Regions from separate parts of the Homo sapiens genome. Here region 1 is linked to region 2. A link is a loop called in an ENCODE intact Hi-C map of the cell type or tissue named here. Cell type or tissue: gastrocnemius medialis. All regions are shown on one strand. Region 1 overlaps RCL1 (RNA terminal phosphate cyclase like 1). Region 2 has its middle 22 kb from the start of AK3.

What was found. Hi-C counts contacts between places; a loop is a spot of excess contacts. Peaks named below come from ENCODE experiments on the same cell type or tissue, not always from the same donor. Only the 100,000 strongest peaks of a DNase experiment are listed, where the experiment ranks them.
Region 1: it touches region 2 in a loop (2.9-fold over the local background); 7 of 110 quality-filtered maps call a loop at or near these places.

Annotation. Positions count from the first base shown.
Region 1 is chr9:4,852,048-4,857,047 of GRCh38, reverse strand. The region is part of intron 8 of RCL1 (RNA terminal phosphate cyclase like 1); the gene reads right to left. It overlaps LOC124902113 (a long non-coding RNA gene), which reads right to left. Exons shown (of 2, transcript XR_007061402.1): 1 at 3,786-5,000; 2 at 1-3,234. Among named protein-coding and RNA genes, the nearest start is that of MIR101-2, 4.3 kb to the right of the region's middle. In gastrocnemius medialis, a CTCF peak has its summit at 3,102; DNase peaks (open chromatin) are centred at 1,095 and 3,406; H3K27ac peaks cover 5,000 bases.
Region 2 is chr9:4,760,295-4,765,294 of GRCh38, reverse strand. No RefSeq gene overlaps it. Among named protein-coding and RNA genes, the nearest start is that of AK3, 22 kb to the right of the region's middle. RefSeq lists an enhancer at 1,428-2,366. In gastrocnemius medialis, CTCF peaks have their summits at 2,370 and 2,570 (motif pointing left); DNase peaks (open chromatin) are centred at 1,841, 2,204, 2,574 and 4,938; H3K4me3 peaks cover 725 bases; H3K27ac peaks cover 568 bases.

The DNA.
Region 1 (5,000 bases), 92 kb before region 2:
ATAAAACAACTGATCCTGGTTCTCACCCCTACTCGGTGTATACCAAACTACATATAAAGCCTGCCTTGATGAATTTCCCTCCCATCCCCATCCCTCTGTGCTAAGAGCACTGATCTAGTTAAAGGAAGGAAACAGCTACATGGAGAAAAGGGGGCCTGAACAATTCCTGACCCTGTGGCTGAAGTGACCAGCGCATCAGGGGCTAAGAGATGAAACATTAACAACCCTAGAGGGCAGGAGTTCTGGTCAGTGCTGGATGCTCATAGAAAAATCCCCCAATTCCTTGCTTTCCTTCCACCTAGGAATGTGCAACTTCATCTCGACCTTTAAAATAACATCCCATTTGTCAACTTTTCTATGAAGTCTTTCCTAGCCCATAAACCCTACCCCAAACGATCTTTCCCACCCCTCCAGGTTTCCATAGCATTCTCTGCTCATGGTGTCTAATTAAATGCTTATGTATCACTGTCCCCTTCCCCATCATTAAATTATTTAAGTACCTCAACAGCAATGCTTTTCTCCAACACTGAACCCGTTATTCAAACAAGGTACTGTATAAGGTTCTCAGTAAAGAGGCACTGAATAGAATTTAGCCTCAGTAAAGAGGCTCTTCTCCATCACTGAACCCGTTATTCAAACAAGGCACTGTAAAGGTTCTCAGTAAAGAGGCACTGGATAGAATTTAGGAGTTGGGGTAATTTTGAGAAACAATTTTCAACATTCTTGGCAATTAAGGGAAGTCAGCTTTCCCTGCTGGCTTTCCTGTCTTACTAACCAATTAAATTTCTGTTGTCGTTGTTGCTTTCTATCCATCCCACCATCTCCCCCATCCTGTCCTAGGGAAAAAAGAAAACACAGCAAACCACAGATAAACAGTCCACATCTGTGGGCAAAGCTTCCAGCTGGCGGCAACCTGGAAAAAGCCAGCCATCTCACCCACTCTGCATCTGAAGGAGAAAACAGATTGGTCTCTCCTTTGCTGCTGCCTCAAACTAACACAGGCCTGGGGCATGCTCTGCTCCCAGGATGTCACCCAGCCTACTTCACTCTGAATCACTCAACTGTGCTTGAAAAACCAGACACCCTCCCCAGCTGGCAGAATTTCTACGGGCCCTCAGCTTGCTTCTGATCTCTTGGAGAAGGATGGGAGGAACACAGGCTCAAGTGTGCAGGCCTGTGTATTTGCAAGTTTGGGGTATTTGTAGCCTTTGGAACAGTTAGAAAAAGCAAAGTTAGTTCCACTTTTTACATAATGTTCTGCCAACTCCTCAGCCTGTCCAAGGAAGACTGTGTAAGAGACTAGATTAAGGTACATTTCAGAATCTTTCCCCCACCTCTAGCCCCATTCTCCCTATGTCTCTGGCAGCTGGGATATTGAAGAGCAAAAATGCTCACAACCTGAAAAAAAACCACAGACAATATTAAATCCCAGCAAACAGCCTCCTTAAGAAAACGAAAAGCAAATGAAGAGTAAGCTCGTCCTGTATCTACATGCACTTGAACAAAGTCTTGTCCAGTGCTGATCCACGTCCTGCTCCACAGCCCAACAGCTCTCCACAGCAGCAGCTGCACTGAGGCACCGCCTCTTGAGTTCATATTTCCCTGCCCCTCTCTTCCACAGCACTACACTGGAGATTCACACTTCCTAGACACAACCACACAGCCACACACCCAGGGCAAAGAGACCCACCGCTCACCGAGAGCAGCTCTGCCCCTCAATGAGTAACCACCCACACAGCGCAAATAGCAGCTTTTCAGAAGAACCATTCTAGGCAGTAGGGGCTCTATGCAACTCCTGTGTAAAGGATTTTAACACCTAACATAGAGAATGATTATCTGCAGTGAGGCTTTTTTTTTCCCCGGGACAAAATGATTTTCAGAAAACAAAAAGCAACTGACTTTTCTACGAAAGCCTCTAGTCCATCTGACAAGCAGGTTTCAGAGAATTCTGGAGCACAGAGATAACTTTTCCTATTTTTTTTTTTTTTTTTTTTTGAGACGGAGTCTTGCTCTGTCACCCAGGCTGGGGTGCAATGGTGCGATCTCAGCTAACTGCAACCTCTGCCTCCCAGGTTCAAGTGATTCTCCTGCCTCAGCCTCCCGAGTAGCTGGGATTAGAGACATGTGCCACCACGCCCGGCTAATTTTGTATTTTTAGTAGAGACGGGGTTTCACATGTTGGCCAGGCTGGTCTTGAACTCCTGACCTCGTGATCTACCCGCCTCGGCCTCCCAAAGTGCTGGGATTACAGGTGTGAGCCACCGCACCCGGCCTTCCTATGTATTTTCAAAAGGTGAGTTGTTCCCACTGCCACTGCTGGTCAACAGGAAAGGCCATGAGGCTTGTGGTCATGGGTCCGTTGAATCCCAACTGACCAGGATTTGACAGGCTGCCAGATCCCACCCTTAAACACAGCCCCTCCCACCAGACCCCTCTTTTGAAGCATGTGAGAGATTGGGGTGAAGGCAATCATGGGGTGAGCCCTCTCTCTGGCAGCCCCCACAGGCACAAACCACAACAGAGGGTCCTGCGTCCTCCTCCACTAAGCCACCTGGTTACTATGCCACTGGATATGGGACAGAGCTGGGGGTACCTACATCTCAGGTGTAAGGACATGCTCTGGAAGTTGAGGGAAAAGATCTGGAGATAAGAAAAGGATCTGCTCAATGGAGTCCCTATAGTCATTACATGGCAGCTTTTAAATATACTGCTGATGCTTTTTCTGCTGAATAGAGGCTTTTCCAAAGACAAGCTGACCTCTGCTCCAAATGAAATTACTACATTCAGTTACTGAGGCAGCAGGAAACAGAGAACTAGGCTAGCTGCACTGTCAGGAGATGGGGTCCCAGGCCCAGTTCAGACAGGATCTCACCATAAGCAGGTCAGTGACCTCTTTTTTATCTGAGAAGGAAGGCTATCACTTGCTTTTACCATACACCAATTATGTTCTAGGGCTCAAACATCAGGTGACAGGGCTTTACAGAATTTAAACGCTTCACAAAACTAAGACATAGTGGTACTGTGCAAGCTCATGGAATGCAGTGAGGCCACTGACCCCAAGTAGAGGCAGGCTTGGCCGGCAGTTCCCAGTTTCCCCACTGGTTTCCTCATTGGTTCTTCAGAGGGCTGAGCTTTAGGCTGAGTGGGCTAGGAAGCCCCACTCAGTTGGTGTTTAACAAGGACAGTGTCCTCTAGCTCCTCAGCACTTCCACAGTCATGGAAAAAGGTCATTAACTAAAGTTAGAAAAAAAAAAGTCACGGTTTATTTTAGATTTCCAACTAAAGATAGAAAGAGATCATTTTACAGCAGAATTTGAAACGAGGACTTTGCTGAAAAGATGTAGCATGGCATCCTGCCTCAGGCAAGGTGCTTGGAGTCCAGCGATATGGATGGAATCCCAGCTCTTACATAAGAGCACAATGGGTTGGCCGGGCACGGTGGCTCACGTCTGTAATCCCAGCACTTTGGGAGGCCGAAGCATGTGGATCACCAGGTCAGGAGATCGAGATCATCCTGGCTAACACGATGAAACCCCGTCTCTACTAAAAATACAAAAAATTAGCCGGGCATGGTGGCGGGCGCCTGTAGTCCCAGCTACTCAGGAGGCTGAGGCAGGAGAATGGCACGAACCTGGGAGGTAGAGCTTGCAGTGAGCTGAGATCGCGCCACTGCACTCAGCCTGGGCGACAGAGGAGACTCCGTCTCAAAAAAAAAAAAAAAAAGAGCACAGTGGGTAAGGGAAGCAGTGACTGGAGGAGACTGTCCAGGTCTGAACCCCACTTACTGTCTGTGTGACCCTGGGCACGTAACTTGACCTCGCTGTGCCTCAATCCCATCACCTGTAAGACGGTGCACATGATAGTACTTGCCTTTTTTGCCCTTATGAAGTTATGATGAAAACCAGATAAGTTATTATGTCTGAGTGCTTAAAACAACATCTTGCACACAGTAAACACGGTGTTGTTTAAATAAACATCTACCTTACAGAATTCTTAGGATCAATAAGATGTGTGTAGTTTGCTCAGTAATGTGACTAGGGGAAGTCAGTCATAAAAATAATAACTAGAAATTAAAATTTTTTAATCCATAATTTAAAATTAATGGATATAGATTTATAGGTAGCTGGGCAGACCACTTACAGATGACTTAAACCCTAAAATCACCCAAAGCAAGTTTACTAGGCCTCCTGGGGTTCAAAGTGACCTGACCGGGCTACTCTAGCCACACTGCCTCTGGGGTAGTCCTGCTCCTCAAGGAGCAGTTAAAAAAAAAAAAAAGTGACCTGACCAAGGGACTGGACTGCAGCAGGGTGAAGGGGTGTCCAGGCAGGAACCACAGCACCCAGCACTGACAGCTCCTCAGGCACGTTGCCAGGAGCACTAAGCATCTGACTTAATCTAAGCTTCGTTCCATCTCCACAAGTCCAGGACTTCAGGACCACGCACCTTATCTACAAATGACACCAAGGCTCCAAGATGCTAAATACCATTTCCACGGTCTCCTGGTAGCGCGTGGTAGAGCCTTAAGTCCAGATAGGCTGGACTCCAAGACTTGTGCACTGGCAGAATGCAGAGAGCTCTGGTAACTGCAGTCTCATTCCACAAATAATTTCTGAAAGTGCTAATTAAGATGCATCTTAATTTTTGCTATTTTTCTTGCTGTTAATCCAAAAGTATAAATCCTCCCTCCCTAAACTGTAAAATTAAGCTTGTTGAATGGAGGGTGCAACTACTGTCACTAACTGTAAGCCACCTAAAACTCAACAAATTTAACAGAAATAGAATCTTCATATACCAGTGATTATCCAACAGTATTTTATTCTACTGAAAAAAAATCTCTTGGGCCTTTCTAAAAGAGTTTCACATTGGCCGGACTTGGTGGCTCAGGCCTGCAATCCCAGCACTTTGGGAGGCCAAGGCGGGTGGACCACGAGGTCAGGAGATCGAGACCATCCTGGCTAACATGGTGAAACCCCGTCTCTACTAAAAATACAAAAAAT
Region 2 (5,000 bases):
ACAGTGGCTCATGCCTGTAATCCCAGCACTTTGGAAGGCCGAGGAGGGCGGATCACGAGGTGAAGAGATCGAGACCATCTGGCCAACATGGTAAAACCCCGTCTCTACTAAAATTACAAAAATTAGCTGGGCATGGTGGTGCGCTTCTGTAGTCCCAGCTACTCAGGAGGCTAAGGCAGGAGAATCGCTTGAACCCAGGAGGCGGAGCTTGCAGTGTGCCGACATTGTGCCACTGTACTCCAGCCTGGCGACAAAGTGAGACTCCGTCTCAAAAAAAAAAAAAAAAAAAAAAAAAAACAGAAAGAGAAACCAGACTTGGGACCAGGCACAGTGGCTTATGTCTGTAATCCCACCACTTTGGGAGGCTGAGATGGGAGGACTGCTTGAGGCCAGGAGTTCAAGACCAACTTGGCCAACATAACAAGTCTCCATCTCTGTTTTTTGAGACAGGTTCTTGCTCTGTCACCCAGGCTGGAGTGCAATGGCATGATCTCCACTCACTGCAACTTCCACCTCCTGGGATCAAGTTATTCTCCTGCTTCAGCCTCCCGATTAGCTGGGATTACAAGCACGTGCCAGCACTCCCAGCTAATTTTTTGTATTTTTAGTAGAGACGGGGTTTCACCATGTTGGCCAGGCTGGTCTCGAACTCCTGACCTCGTGATCTGCCCACCTTGGCCTCCCAAAGTGCTGGGATTACAGGCATGAGCCACCATGCCCAGCCTGACTCCATCTCTATTTTTTAAAAATAAAATAAATAGAAACCAGTATTGGGCATCATTGATCTCAGGCCCTCTCAGGGCACAGAAGTAGGGAATATAAGGATGTGTGTACACACATACACAAAATCATACATGCATTTACCCTTATATTTCTCTACATACGTAATAAAATATGGATCTTATTAGTTTGTTTATTGAAAACCATGACTTCATACCAATACTTCTCATTCCAACCTAACACAGTTTTCATTCTAGTTTTCTGTCCATAATTTATTTTTTTGAGATGGGGTCTTGCTCAGTTGCCCAGGCTGTAGTACAGCCTCAATCTCCTGGGCTCAAGTGATTCTCACACCTCAGCCTCTTTCCTTGAGATGGCATACAGGTGCATGCCACCACACCTGGCTAATGTTTTCTTAATTTCTGTGGAGACGGGATCTCGCTATGTTGACCAGGCTGGTCTCAAACTCCTGGCCTCAAACAATCCTTCTGCCTCAGCCTCTTAATGTGGTGGGATTACAGGAATGATTTGTTAACTGTCTTCTCCAACAGCGAGAAACTTTGCTCCCATTATCCTTAATATTGTACATTTACATACATGTCCTTGGAGATACCTTTCTCTCCCCACTGGGACTCCAACACCCTGTGGCAGACTGCCTCTCTGCCGGGACACCCCTCACCACAATTGGGTTCTGACACTCTGGCCTGGACTTGCCCCTGAATGTATGCTTTCTGATCCTGGTCAGGTTCCGGCCACCACAGCTCACCTCCACCCCACTCATAGCTGCCTATCTTGCTCGACCCTGCACCTGATGACTTTTGCACCTGATTTTTCAAGGAAGGAAAAGAGGAACTATATAGCTTTTCTCTTATTACTTTTAAGCACTTCCATTTCATTTATACTTGGTCATTCAGAAATTAAGAGTTATTTCTACCATGCACTATTCTTAAACTCTGTGATGCCTTTAAAGAGTGCCTCTTCAGTGAGACTGGGTCTATGCTGAGAGTAGAGGTCCTGCCTCCTCCCCCTTTTTCCTGTCCACCACATTCCTCTGTCTGCCCAGAGTAGGGAAGGCTGCAAACCCTCCCCCCGCCTTCCTCCTAGGAGGTCGCTGCCTGAAAGCTCTGTCCTGCCCGGAGGAAACCAGCTCAGCCTCCAGCTCTGGCCTGGCCTGATAGTCTGCCAGTAGCCAGGCCAGCTCTATCAGTTCTGTGCACGGGGATGCCCTGCGCGGAGGGGAGGGAGGAGGGGGAGAAAGAGTTGCCCGTGGGGCCTCAGGCCTTTGCTGTGCCTCAGTTCCCACACCTCAGAAGAATAAAGTACTCAACCCAGAAGAAAGACTCGGGCTTCCAGACTTTGGTTTGTGAGAGCAACGACATTCAAGGGTTACTCACGTAGACATTTAACAACCCGTAAAGGGAACTGGATGACAGAAATTACAGGATGGCTCCACCCTCGCGAAATGACATATTCATTTGAATGCTTGGGTAATTTCACAACAGGCAGTGCTGGTGGGGAGCAGGTTTTCCTCACTGAAGATGGAAATAAGGGTAATTGCTAATTTCCTTCCCCTGACCTTCATGACCTGCCCAGCTGTCTGCTGCCACCAGCCTCCTTCCACGGCTTTTCTTGTCTAAGGCTTCATGCCTTAAGAAATCAATTTACTCAGCTTTGTTCTGGGCCAGGTGAGAAAAAAAAATCAATGTATTCATACAAGTGGGACAATTGCAAACAAACGGAGTAAGAAAAAATAAATTCAGTTATGTAGTATTTGAGGCTTGAATTCGAGTAAATCAACCAAACTTCCTCCTCGCTTCAGGTAAAAGCATTTGTTGTTGACACAGCGCCACCTGATGGCAACTGGAATCTTGGCAGGAAATAGTCACCTGTCATTCCAACGTTATGCTGCTCATTTCACCTTTTTGTGTGTGTGTGTGTGTGATGGAGTCTCGCTCTGTCGCCAAGGCTGGAGTGCAGTGGCATGATCTCGGCTCCCTGCAACCACCGCCTCCCGGGTTCAAGCGAGTCTCCTGCCTCAGGTTCCTGAGTATCTGGGACTACAGGCGTGTGCCACCACGCCCAGCTAATTTTTTGTATTTATAGTAGAGACGGGGTTTCACCGTGTTAGCCAGGGTGGTCTCGGTCTCCTGACCTCGTGGTCTGCCCGCTTCAGCCTCCCAAAGTGCTGAAATTACAAGCGTGAGCCACCGTGCCCAGCCATCATTTCACACTTTTTTATTTTTAAATTTCAGTTCCCTTTCAAGCTCTAGACTCTTTCATTCAGAGTCCATTCTCTGTGTGCTTATGGTAGATGCTAAAGGTCTAAGAAAATATGACCACTTCCTGTCTAGTGTGGTGGCTCTCAAACTTGACCTTGCTCAGTTGCTCAGGCTGGAGTGCAGTGGTGCAATCTCGGTTCACTGCAGCCTTGACCTCGTGGGCTCAGGTAATCCTCCTGCCTCAGCCTCCCAGGTAGTTGGGACCACAGGCGGGAGCCACTATGCCTGGCTAATTTTTGTTTTGTTTTTGTTTCGTAGAGACAGGGTTTCGTCATGTTACACATACTGGTGTTGAACCCCCGGACTCAAGCAATCTGCCCGTATAGGCCTCCCAAAGTGCTGGGATTGCAGGCATGAGCCATCGCCCCTGGCTGAGAAAGTTTTAAAATGCAGACTCCTAGGCTCTGCCCTGCAAAGACTCGGAGTTGGTGGGTCTGGGGTATGTCCCAGGAGCTTGTGTTTAAACTCCTCAGGTGATTCTGAAACAAAGAGTTCACAAATAACATGTTGAGAGGAACTAAAGATGGAGAAGCAGACTGGAATTTGCAGTCTGGAATTGTTACTGCAATGTAATCTGGCAAATGCCACAAAGTATGAACAGGTCTGCTAGGGACACAGAGAAGGGATGCCTAATCAGACTAAGGAAAAGAATAGAGAAGGCTTCCCAGAAGGTAAGACTCTAGATGAATAAAAGTTGGTGAGATGAAGAAGGGGAGCAGGGGAATCATACATAGGGCATAAAATATGGAAGTTAAGAGGGCATGAAACTCCATGGGCCCTGAGAGCAGTGTGGGAGGCTGGAAGGAAGGAGAATGTGGCAGTGTCAGAAAATGAAGGGCCTGGGGCCAGGGACAGTGGCTCACATCTGTAATCCCAGCACTTTGGGAGGCCAAGGCAGGAGGATTACCTTGAGGTCAGGAGTTTCAAGACCAGCCTGGCCAACACGGCAAAACTCTGTCTCTACTAAAAATACAAAAATTAGCCAGGTGTGGTGGTGGGCGCCTGTAATCCCAGCTACTCGGGAGGCTGAGGCAGGAGAATCACTTGAATCCGGGAGGCAGAGGTTGCAGTGAGCCAAGATAGCACCACTGCACTCCAGCCTGGGAGACAGAGCAAGACTCTGTCTCAAAAAAAAAAAAAAAAAAAAAAAGGGAAAACGAAGTGCCTGGAATACCAAGCTATCTTTCTCCCCAAAGATCCAGGGAATGCAGAAATTTTAAGCAGGAGAATGACTTGAGAAGATCTGCATTTTTGGAAGATCTCTCTTGGCAGCAATGCTGAGGGTGCAGGACATCCGGCTTGGGTGATCAGATGTCATTTTCTAAGAGTATACAGAGGGAGGGACAGGGTTGGGGGCAGTGGGTCAAGGAAGAGTAAAAGGGACACAAAAGGGAGCCTGGGCACGGTGGCTCACCCCTAATCCCAGCTACTTGGGAGGCTGAGGCAGGAGAATCGCTTGAACCCAGGAGGTGGAGGTTGCAGTGAGCTGAGATTGCACCACTGCACTCCAGCCTGGGCAACAGGGTGAGACCGTGTCTCAAAAAAAGAAAAAACAAGAGACACAAAGGGAAAGAGGAGGCCAGGCATGGTGGCTCATGTCACAGGAGGAAGAAGTTCAAGAGATCCATGGAGACTGTAGTTAGTAACAATGTATTGTATACTAGAAAATTGCTAAGAGAGTGGATTTTAAGTGTTCTCACCACACACAAAAAGAAATGTGAGGTAATGTATATGTTAATTAGATTGATTTTGCCATTCCACAATGTGGACGTATATCAAATATCATGTGGGACACCATAAATATATACAATTTTTATTTGTCAGTTAAAAAATTTTGAAAGAGCAATCATTTTAGAGTTTTCCCAGCTTGTAGCCATGAGGGGTTACATGGGTGTCTTTATGTCCACAAGAAGAGCGGCACTGAGTAGGCAAAAGGACAGGTGCCCAACCCACAGCTTCTGCTTATTCCCTTCCTTCCCCTTGACCAAGCTGAACTTACAG